Linked DNA regions of Homo sapiens: region 2 is linked to region 1. Evidence: chromatin loops called from intact Hi-C (ENCODE). Cell type or tissue: ascending aorta. All regions are shown on one strand. Region 1 overlaps ST6GALNAC3 (ST6 N-acetylgalactosaminide alpha-2,6-sialyltransferase 3). Region 2 holds the start of ST6GALNAC5 (ST6 N-acetylgalactosaminide alpha-2,6-sialyltransferase 5).

What was found. Peaks named below come from ENCODE experiments on the same cell type or tissue, not always from the same donor. Only the 100,000 strongest peaks of a DNase experiment are listed, where the experiment ranks them.
Region 2: a loop joins it to region 1, with 2.4 times the contacts of the local background. A loop is called at or near these places in 2 of 110 quality-filtered maps.

Annotation. Positions count from the first base shown.
Region 1 is chr1:76,422,209-76,427,208 of GRCh38, forward strand. The region is part of intron 3 of ST6GALNAC3 (ST6 N-acetylgalactosaminide alpha-2,6-sialyltransferase 3); the gene reads left to right. Among named protein-coding and RNA genes, the nearest start is that of ST6GALNAC3, 350 kb to the left of the region's middle. RefSeq lists an enhancer at 3,401-3,640. In ascending aorta, no CTCF peak of the experiment used is centred here; no DNase peak of the experiment used is centred here; H3K4me3 peaks cover 1,679 bases; H3K27ac peaks cover 3,966 bases.
Region 2 is chr1:76,865,343-76,870,342 of GRCh38, forward strand. It overlaps ST6GALNAC5 (ST6 N-acetylgalactosaminide alpha-2,6-sialyltransferase 5), which reads left to right and starts at 2,138. Exons shown (of 5, transcript NM_030965.3): 1 at 2,138-2,348; 2 at 3,155-3,400. The coding sequence starts at 2,334. RefSeq lists an enhancer at 3,013-3,222. In ascending aorta, CTCF peaks have their summits at 2,085 (motif pointing right) and 2,941; DNase peaks (open chromatin) are centred at 2,189, 3,159 and 3,829; H3K4me3 peaks cover 3,782 bases; H3K27ac peaks cover 2,935 bases; H3K27me3 peaks cover 295 bases.

The sequences.
Region 1 (5,000 bases):
CTAGAGGTGGAAAAACAATTGAATAAAGGATTCAGGCAAACTTGCAAAAAGTTATCATGGGGGTCTTTAATCGCTTAAAGAAAAAAATGCATCCACTCAGAAACAGTGCAATTAAGTTACAAGTTTAAGGCTGTTTTTTCTGCTGTTGTTTTACAAAAAGGTGCTAGTATTGAAGCTGTCTTATCCAAGAGATCATCATTGCACTCAAGGAACTGGTCTGACTGATTTTTATTCTTCAACACATGGACCAGTTGTTTAAACAGAATTGATTTCTGATTTCTTTGGTATCCAGGGGAAACAGCAAAAATGTCTCATTCTTATTTGGATTAGTAGAACAGCGGTTCTCAAACGTGAGCTTGCATCAGAATTACAAGGGGTGCTGATTAAAACACAGATTGCTGGGCTCATTCCTGGACTTTCTGGGTTGGTATGCTTGGATTGAGGCCCAAGAGTTTGCATTTCTAACAGAATTCCAGGCAATGTTGCTGCTGGTCCTGGGATCACACTTCAAGAACTACCGTGATAAAGAATTCTAAGATATCAAGTCACATTCAATTATTTTGAACATTTGGTCCTATAATCTTTATTCTATTGGCATATTGTTGCACGAACATCTAGCACTATTTTTGTTATGATATTTTTCACGGCGAGGAGTTTTTTAACCTCCTGTGAAAGTCCTACTGCAACTCTGTCATTTTATTCTTCACTTTCTTAAGATCTTGCTCCTCTGTAATTATACCAGATGGTGCTGCTCAGTAGCTTATAAGGGAGTGATGCTTCATCATTCTAGACAGAGAGACAAATCACTCTGTTCTCTGACTTTTGAATCAAGAATCAACATTTGTGTGTATGTTCAACCTGCTATTTGCTTTGCAATTTTGCTCATTAGGTATTTATTACCCTGACAGTGTATGAGTTAGTCATTTTCCTTCTGCCGTGTAGTTCAGATTAGCACTGTTTGACAACTGCCATCATCACAGCATTACCTCCAATAATATGTAATTTCTTTTTTGCCTATGTTATCTGGGTGAGGTAGTTATCTAGGAAGTATATCTACAAACGGAAGATCACAAACAGCATTCAGTTCTCTGACTTATCATGTTAGAAATGGATAACTAGGGCCATTTCCTTGGAGTTTCTAGCCCTGCGATTGGCATTGCTGAAAAGAAAGGAATATTATGACCAAAGCCAAGCGTTCTTTTTCATTTATTGTATGCTTTTTTTATGAAGAAGGTGGTATGAGGGAAGCATACAATTTAATGAGAAGCATTGAAAAAGAACAGAAACATTTATTAAGCTCTACTGGCAAAATGGATAGGCAACCCTTTACAGAAACATGGAAACCATGCAGAGCAGAGAACTGGTTAAAATTTAGAATGTGGAAAACAGTCTTATCTGAGATATTCAACAATTGGAGCAAAAACATATTTTCTTTTTCTTTATAATCTTCACTAAAAGGAGAACTAAAGTTATTACTAGATAACTCATGCAAAGGCACTATTACAGGCATGTAATAACATTCTTCTGACGTGAATAGGTTGTTTATTCTCTCCTAAAATACTTCTCTACACAGTTTTAATATTAAACTTATGAAATTTTCTTGAACTTTTGTTGATTGGAGGGTAGTAGAGAGAGAAGGGGATATAGTTGGGAGCTTTTGGGAAGGATTGTCAATCTATCTTAATTCTTCTAGTTGATAGTAGATTTTTGACCATTAAATCTTTACTAACAAAGGTGTTAATATCCTCGTAATGAAATGAGTGTCCTACACTACATCAGCTGTATCATTGTGGAGGTACAAAAGCTCCGAAGGTAAATGCAAAACAAAGAATGGTTGCTATTCCAAGGTGACTTTTTCATGACATGTTCTATATTTCTGATATGTCTTCTAGTCTTAACCTGTGAGTTCATAGCAAACACAGTTGGTTTTATTTAGGAGTGCATTAAATTTTATTCCATTGAGCAAATTTCACTTTTGCTTCATAGTGATTGTAATTAATTTGCTCTTTATCTTCTCTTTATCTTTACTTCACTCATTACTCATCTGACAGCTCGCCATCCCATCTTAATTGGGAGAGAAGACCCTTCCAAAAGTGAACCATTGGCAGTTCTGTCATCTGGAAAGAGATACATAAAATGTGTTAAGAAACAGAAATGACTATATAACTGGTTCATCATATTTCCTTAGCAGGTGGATTCTTGGTGGGCAAAGATCATGTTCCTGGTGCTTTTGCTGCCAAGCACATTGTGGGTGTTCAATAAATATTAAATAATAAGAAGAGTTTCCTAATTAAGATGAACATTTTTCTCTATTAAGCAGATGGTGCTCAATAGGAGTAACCCATTATTTATAAGTATGACACAAGGTGCTGGCAATTGTTGAGGAAATGTGGCTCTCACTTCAGATGCTGATTATATGTTAAAGCAAACTTTTGTGACAAACAGCTTGGTCGATATTAGTTAATGTTTGTGATTAAAACTGTTACTAAAGATGGACTTGTGTATGTAGGTCTGTAATTCTGCTGTTTTGATTCTTAATATTGGCTTCACCTATTCAAGTATTTCTGGCTATTTGATGCAAGGCAAGTTTGGGCAAATCAGTGTATACCTGATTTTACCCCATAGGTTCACCATTTGATTTGAATTCTCATCCTTGTCTGATTTCTAAAGAGATTTTTGTTTTGAGTCCTTTGAGTCTCTTTGTGGTTGCTAAAGCTAGATGTGAACACCTCCGTGATATTTGCAATGCTTATATTCGTAGCTGAAATCTCAGTGGAACTAAGGAGAGTTAATTAGGCATTCCCAAAAATACACATCGTTTTATGATTTTGCAGATCACCCCGATGAAAATAACAGTTTAATTTTGTCAAGTCATGTAAATTATAGTGAGAGGGATGATGAGAGTTCTCAGCTCTTTGGAGAAGTTAATTTTGTTGTCAGCACATCCACATTTCAAAAATCACAAACTAGAGGCAGAACTTTTCAGTGCCAGTGAGATTTGGTGATCAGATACTGTTTTCATTTCTAATGTCTGCCTTCTGTATAGCGCCTATGCAAATAGGGGCTTTCAAGGATGCAAAAGTAGCAACTTCCCCTATTAGGAGCGTAACTAGCAGCTGCTGTGTTTCTCATAAAAGAGAAAACATCCTGTTTACTAACATACAACCATACGCCCTCACCCGCGTACACTCACACCAAGCTCTTTTTTTAAGGCAGAGCTTTTATTTTGGTTTGAGATAGGCAGCACAGAAATGCAGTCTTTTACAAACATTCCTTGAGCACATATCCCCTGGGTGCTAAGTAGGTGTCAGTCATTGTTCTAGATGTGGGGAATCCACTGATACTTGAAACACATTCTCTAATTTTACTGGGAACTCGTCGGAACTTCTGACATTCATTGGCAAGTTCTTTGCATCTGGTCTCACCTCCTTATTTTTAATATTTATAAACCATGTTCATCAGGATGTCAGTAGAGAAGAAATGAAAGTAGCTGAGAAACCTTGCCGAGAGAGACCAAATCTCAAAGTGAACTAAAAATGTCTTGACCACAAGGATAGAAAGTGAACTAAGATATGTTCTTGAGGCAGCAAAAATAAGTATTGTGCCAAAATCCAGGCTTTACCTCAGTGTCAGATAATCAATGGACTAGAGATTTCACTGTGTTGCCCACAGCCCTGTTAAGAAATCAAGACCATGTGCTTTGTCTATAATCCTGGAGTCAGCCCAGAAGATGAGCTCATAAATATGTTAGCTTAAGTAAAGTTTATGATAATATAGACGATGAATCATCTTCCTGTTTTGAAAAGCATATATTCTATAACTCAGGATTTCTGGAGTCCCTCCAGAAATCTACATGACTTTTGCCCCATTTTCTTTAGGTCTTGATTCAAATGTCGCCTTATAAGAGAGCCCTTTTTTGACAACACTCTCCCACCCCCAACTCTCCCTTTTCTGCTTTTCAAACTCTATTTTCCTTTATGTTACTTGTTATGGCCTGATATGTGTTTGCTATTTTCTGTCTTCCCTTATTAGACTGTAAGCACCATGAGGGCATAACTTGTTGTTTACCTCTCTGCCCCCTCAAATAGCATCTGACACACATAGGTGACACTACCCAGTTGTTGAGTGGGTAACATGAGGTTGTTTGGGATTGTTAGTTCATTATCCTAGGCCTACACAGGGTCAGCATCACCAATATCGCTGTCTTCCACCTTCACATCTTGTCTCACTGGAAGATCTTCAGAGACAACAACATGCATGGAGCTGTCATCTCCTATGATAGCAATGCCTTCTTGTGGAATACTGCCTGAAAGACCTGCCTGCAGCTGTTTTACAGATATATATATATATATCTGTACATATATATATATATAGGGAGAGAGAGAAAGAGAGAGAGAGAATGCCCTCTAAAATAATGATGAAAAATAAAGTAAATACATAAGCCTAGTAACATAGTTGTTTATTATCATTATCAAGTATTATATACTGTACATAATTGTATGTGTTATACTTTTATATGGCTGGACATGCAGTAGTTTACCTAAACCAGCATCACCACAAACACATGAGTAATGCGTTGTACTATGATGCTATGACAGTTACGACATCAGTTGGCTATAGGAATTTTTCAGCTCCGTTTATAATCCTATGAGACCATGGTCATATATGCGGCTCATCTCTGACTGAAATGTCACTGTGTGGCACATGATTGTTTAACTTTCATGAGAGATTCTGATAACCAGGGGAACATTGAGGTGATATAATTTAATCCAAAAAAGTAGATGTTTCAAATAAGATTTTGTATTGGGTAAATAAATGATTACTGTTTGGCTTTTTGGAATTTCATGCATAGCTCAAGAATCTCTGTTGCCAACTTCATGGTCTCCTTAGTGGTACAGAGATCTCAGCAAAGAAACTCAGAAGTGAGCACAACACACTTATTTAATGGGTAAGGAAACCTAAGACCAGGGCAAATCTAGTGACTTTCTCAAGTCCCACCT
Region 2 (5,000 bases), 440 kb after region 1:
GTGCTTGATAAATTTGTGTTGAATCTATAGTACTCTGTCTTTTATTGCCTAGTCATGAACTTGTCTCAACACACGTGCATACACACACACATATTAGGTTGTGAGCTCTTAGAGGAGAAGGTCTGTCTTATTCACCACTGTATTCTCTAATACAGAACCACCAAATAAGTGGCAATCATTAATGATCATCAAATTGAAGTAAATTCTATGACTTGTTTTCTTTATCTCGTTTCCCTCACCCTATCTTGTCCATTTGGCTCTCAAGCCAGAATGCCTGAAATGGCTGCATTAATCTAATCAAATATGTAAAAGCCAAGACCTTGAAATCTTTCAAATCAAGCTCTGAATTACATTTTTAAATTTACCCTGGCCATTTCATAAGTAGATTTAGCAACTAGCTAACTGCTATCCCAGGAGGGGAAAAAAAAACCCATAAGCTTAATGAATTTGGTCAGACATACAGTGTAACAGATGTCCAACATGCTGCCATGAACTTAAATCATAGATATGATGCCTCTGTTTGGCATGGCAAAATATATTAGAACTGTTTCATCAGTCACTGGGCAACTTGCTAGATGGAGGGGGAATAATCCTGAAAAATGCAGGAGCTGCTTCTAATAGCATCTAAAAGGATCCCTGGAGAAACACAGATAATCTGCTTGCAGTGATTCATCAAGTTGGTCCTTTGTTTCATTAATTTGAGTGTCAAGTGCAACCATACAATAAAGAATTGCCAAGACCTGGTAAGATTCTCCTCTGGCTGCTGCTTTTCCTGCCCTAACAACTGGTACTATTCATGCCTAAAGCACAAACTGAATAAATAGTTTCAAGGCTGGCAATGTTGGACAGTGCTTCCTATTTTGCTTTTCCTTGAAAGGCTAAATCGTGTGCTTTCTTGCCCTCTCCCAAACACGTTGCACTGATATTCATTATTGCACCAATAATTTTAACTTTCTTAATACTAAGTATGGAAGGATGCCTCATAAGATAAAAATAGTTCCTGTTGTATCATCAGTCCAGCAATAGATTAGGGAAGATTAAAAATGGATTGTAATGCCTTCTTTGGCCTTGAGAAAGCTCTTATTGTGCCCATGGTTCAGTAGGCCTGCTGATCATTTCCATCTTAATGTAATCTTTAACATTACACTGCTACAGGTGAGATGTTAAGTAATACATTAAGACAACTATTTTCACTGAGCAATTTCACAAGAAATATGTTTTTAGCTAAATTAGACATTTAACAAATGCCATTTGTAATTCAATGCAGAGGAGACAGCATCCTTAAAACAAGCTATTGATGTGACTTTCCCAACATAAAACAATACTTATGTTTTTTTAATTTTAATTGAAGTCCTGAATGTGAAACTATCGCCGTCAGTGCAGTAGACCAACGGAAAGCACCAAATACCTTAGGATTATGAAATAAGCCATATGCAGTTTTATCTCTAGCAGACAGAAATTCTTCATCCAAATTAGGAAGAATCTACAGGTCAAGTTAATCATGTAGCTGTGACGTGCTGAATGTTTTTAAAACTTTAAGATCATTTAGATGAACACTAGGAAACTCAGAGGTCAGGCAGAAATGTAAATTGTAATATTCAATGAAAATAATAAATGAAATAATTGAGATGAAATATTATCTAAAGAATGCATGAGAATAACTGAATCTGATAAAGTAAAATTAAAATTAAGAGAGAAGAGAAAATAAGAAAGTGAGCAATTGAAAAACGGAATAATAAATAATTTTTTAAGAAAAATAATTTCATCATGTATTTCTCTATGCTACGTACATAAACGCAAACGCTATAAATAGAGTTATTGACATTTGGGAGGTTGATTTGTTTTTATCAACATCGCAAAACAGAAAATTTAGGTTGCAGATTTTCACATGGCTATCACGTTCAGAATCCAATCAGGTTCTCCTTCTTTACTACTTGATGACTTCTTTAAAGATAAATAAGCCCGCGGACCAAGAAGTGGGTACACTGGCTCGGTTAACTCTCTCTCCCCAGAAATTTCACTACTGAAAAGATTATTATTTGGGGGCGGGGAAGGGGATGTAGAGGTCTTTAGGACCCAGCAGGCGGCGGCAGGCGGCAGTTGTGTAGATCGCTGAGAGACTACGAGGGTCCGGTTCAGTTTTAATTCTGTCTCTAATCTCTGCAACAGCCGCGCTTCCCGGGTCCCGCGGCTCCCGCGCGCGATCTGCCGCGGCCGGCTGCTGGGCAAAAATCAGAGCCGCCTCCGCCCCATTACCCATCATGGAAACCCTCCAGGAAAAAGTGGCCCCGGACGCGCGAGCCTGAGGATTCTGCACAAAAGAGGTGCCCAAAATGAAGACCCTGATGGTGAGTCAGTTGTGGCAACTCCACCGGGCAAAGAGGGGGATCCCCGGGCTCAGGGTCCACGGGACGCACCGTGGAGACTCCGAGACGCCTAACCCTGGGCCGCGAGGTCGCCTGTTACAAAGGGACAACTTTCTACCCGCTCCGCGTTCCCTCCCGATTCTCCAGCTCTGCCTGGCTCGGAATCCCAGAGCCAGGATGGGAACTCGGGGTTGCCTCGCCTCCTAGATCTCCGGCGAGAGGTCCGAGGGGGTGGCGGAGAGCTGCAGGAGCGATGGAGGAGTGGGCAGATTGCTCAAGGGATGGGGGTGCCCAAAAGCAACAGCCTGCCAAAAACTAAGAGGGACGGGGAGGGGGGACCTTTGCAGACTTTCTTCGTTTTCTTAGATTTCAAACTTGCAAGGATCGCAAGGATCCAGGGCCCCAGGAAAGGAGGGGTGTGAAGGACTCAAAATTCCAGCAGCTTGGCTGGGGTGGCTGCGCCAGACGGGCCCTTCCCCAAAGTGCAAACCCACCCCTGTCCTCGGCCCCGGCGCGCTCCCTCCCTCAGCCCGGGGCCGTACACCACCTGCCCTCTACCGAGAGATCTGGGCGGCGGCGGCCGAAAGCAGCGACGCGCCCGGAGCATCCCTTGCGATACGCTAGGGGACGGTGCTTTCTCTGTCCCAGTTGCGTGCGGCGGGGCTGGGGCCCAGGCCGCCCCAAATCTCCCCCACTAGAGTGACCACCGCACAGTTGTCCCCGCTGGGCGCGCTCCTCCGGTGTCTGCGCTCAGCCGCTCTCCTCTTCTCTCTCCCGCCCGCCCGCAGCGCCATGGTCTGGCAGTGTGTTTAGCGCTCACCACCATGTGCACCAGCTTGTTGCTAGTGTACAGCAGCCTCGGCGGCCAGAAGGAGCGGCCCCCGCAGCAGCAGCAGCAGCAGCAGCAACAGCAGCAGCAGGCGTCGGCCACCGGCAGCTCGCAGCCGGCGGCGGAGAGCAGCACCCAGCAGCGCCCCGGGGTCCCCGCGGGACCGCGGCCACTGGACGGATACCTCGGAGTGGCGGACCACAAGGTGACAGCATGCCCGCCAGCCCGCTCGCCACTCAGCCTGGGGATCCCGCACACCTGAGCCTTCCCCCTTTCCCGGGGCTGGGAGGCGCTGTGAGTAGGTGCCGTTCGAAGGCTGGAGGGGAGTGGACCCGCTGGGGTAGGGTGGGCTAGTTCCAACTTGGTATGAATTCTTATTTGGAGAAAGACACAAAGTTTTGTAGAAAATAGGGGTGAGGTGCGTGGACCCCAAAGCCTAATTTCCCAGCAGAAATCGGCCCTGGAACTAGAACTCCCTGATCCCCAGAATTGCAGCTGCGGATGGAGGTCCGGTTCCTGAAGCCTCGGGTTTGGCCGCCGAGTCGCTGCCTGGTGGGAGGAAACTGGGGTTGGCGCGGGTACCAGCCTGAGCGTTCCTCTGACCCGGAACCGGAGGGTGAGCGCAGCCAGCCCGCGGCCACTGCTCGGGATCCAGCGTTCCCCTCTGATCTCTCCAGCGCATTGCTTTGGGCTGAATTCTCTCAGCCCTGGGGAGTGGTGCCCAGGCAGGCATGGAAGACTTGAGGGACACACTCAGCTTCCATTGGTTTGAAACTCATCATTGTGAGCCTGTCTTCCTCTGCCTTCCGGGAAGCTGCTGCATGGGGTGGCTAATAACTAATAAGATGAATTTTTTAAAATTGGGCCTCCTTTCCCTGGAATAATAAATATCTGGTTTCAGTGTGTGAAGCCTCTGGGAGAATCCTAATCAAGTTTGCTGATTCTGAAGATATTTTAATACAGTTTAAATGTATCCGCCATTATTTGAAGCTGCTCGTATGTTTTTATTAAAACACAATTCCACTCTCTATCTGCTTTATAAAGCTAGAGGATTTCTTGAAATCTCCCAATTATTCTTTTTATTTTACTAAATTTTGTGGTTGTGAACCGAAGTAATATATAGTAGATGCTCCTTTTGTGTGCAAAGGTCACTCTAACCATGCGTGAAAAAGCCAAACTTTTTAAAAAGTGGCATTCAAAATATTGCCACACACCTGTTTAATGCATAATGCTAAGGATTTGAAAGGTATAAAAGAATTTAAGGCAGGACCCAGTCTTACGGATCTTTAAATACCTGAGGACAGAACAATATACCATGAAATGTGTGTAGATGGATAAACCAATAGATAAAAATGTGTAATAAATGCTAGATATGAACAGTACTGTAGGGGTGCAAAAATGAGAACGATGACTTCCCTGGAAAGATCAAGGAAAGCTTCTTTGAAAAAGTGGAATTTTGCAATGAGAAGAATTCAGGGAAGCAAAAAAGGAGGAATCAATTTCATTAGGAAGTGATTATTTATTTATTTATTTATTGTTGTGGCAGGAGCAGGGGTTGGGGGGTAGGGGTGTTAGTAGACTTAAAATCCAAAAGCAGAAGGCTATCAATTTTACAATTACAGCTTTTGTTTCCGCTCTTAGTTGTTGATTGATTACATGCTTTGTATCTGCATGTGCAAGCAACCGATAAGGGCTGGAGTTCTAGGAAAGTTTAGACATTAGCTTCTGACTGTAGATGGCTGTGGTGTTTATGTGTAACTGGTGTATGATGGATATACTGAGATCATGGATTTCCATGGCTATTG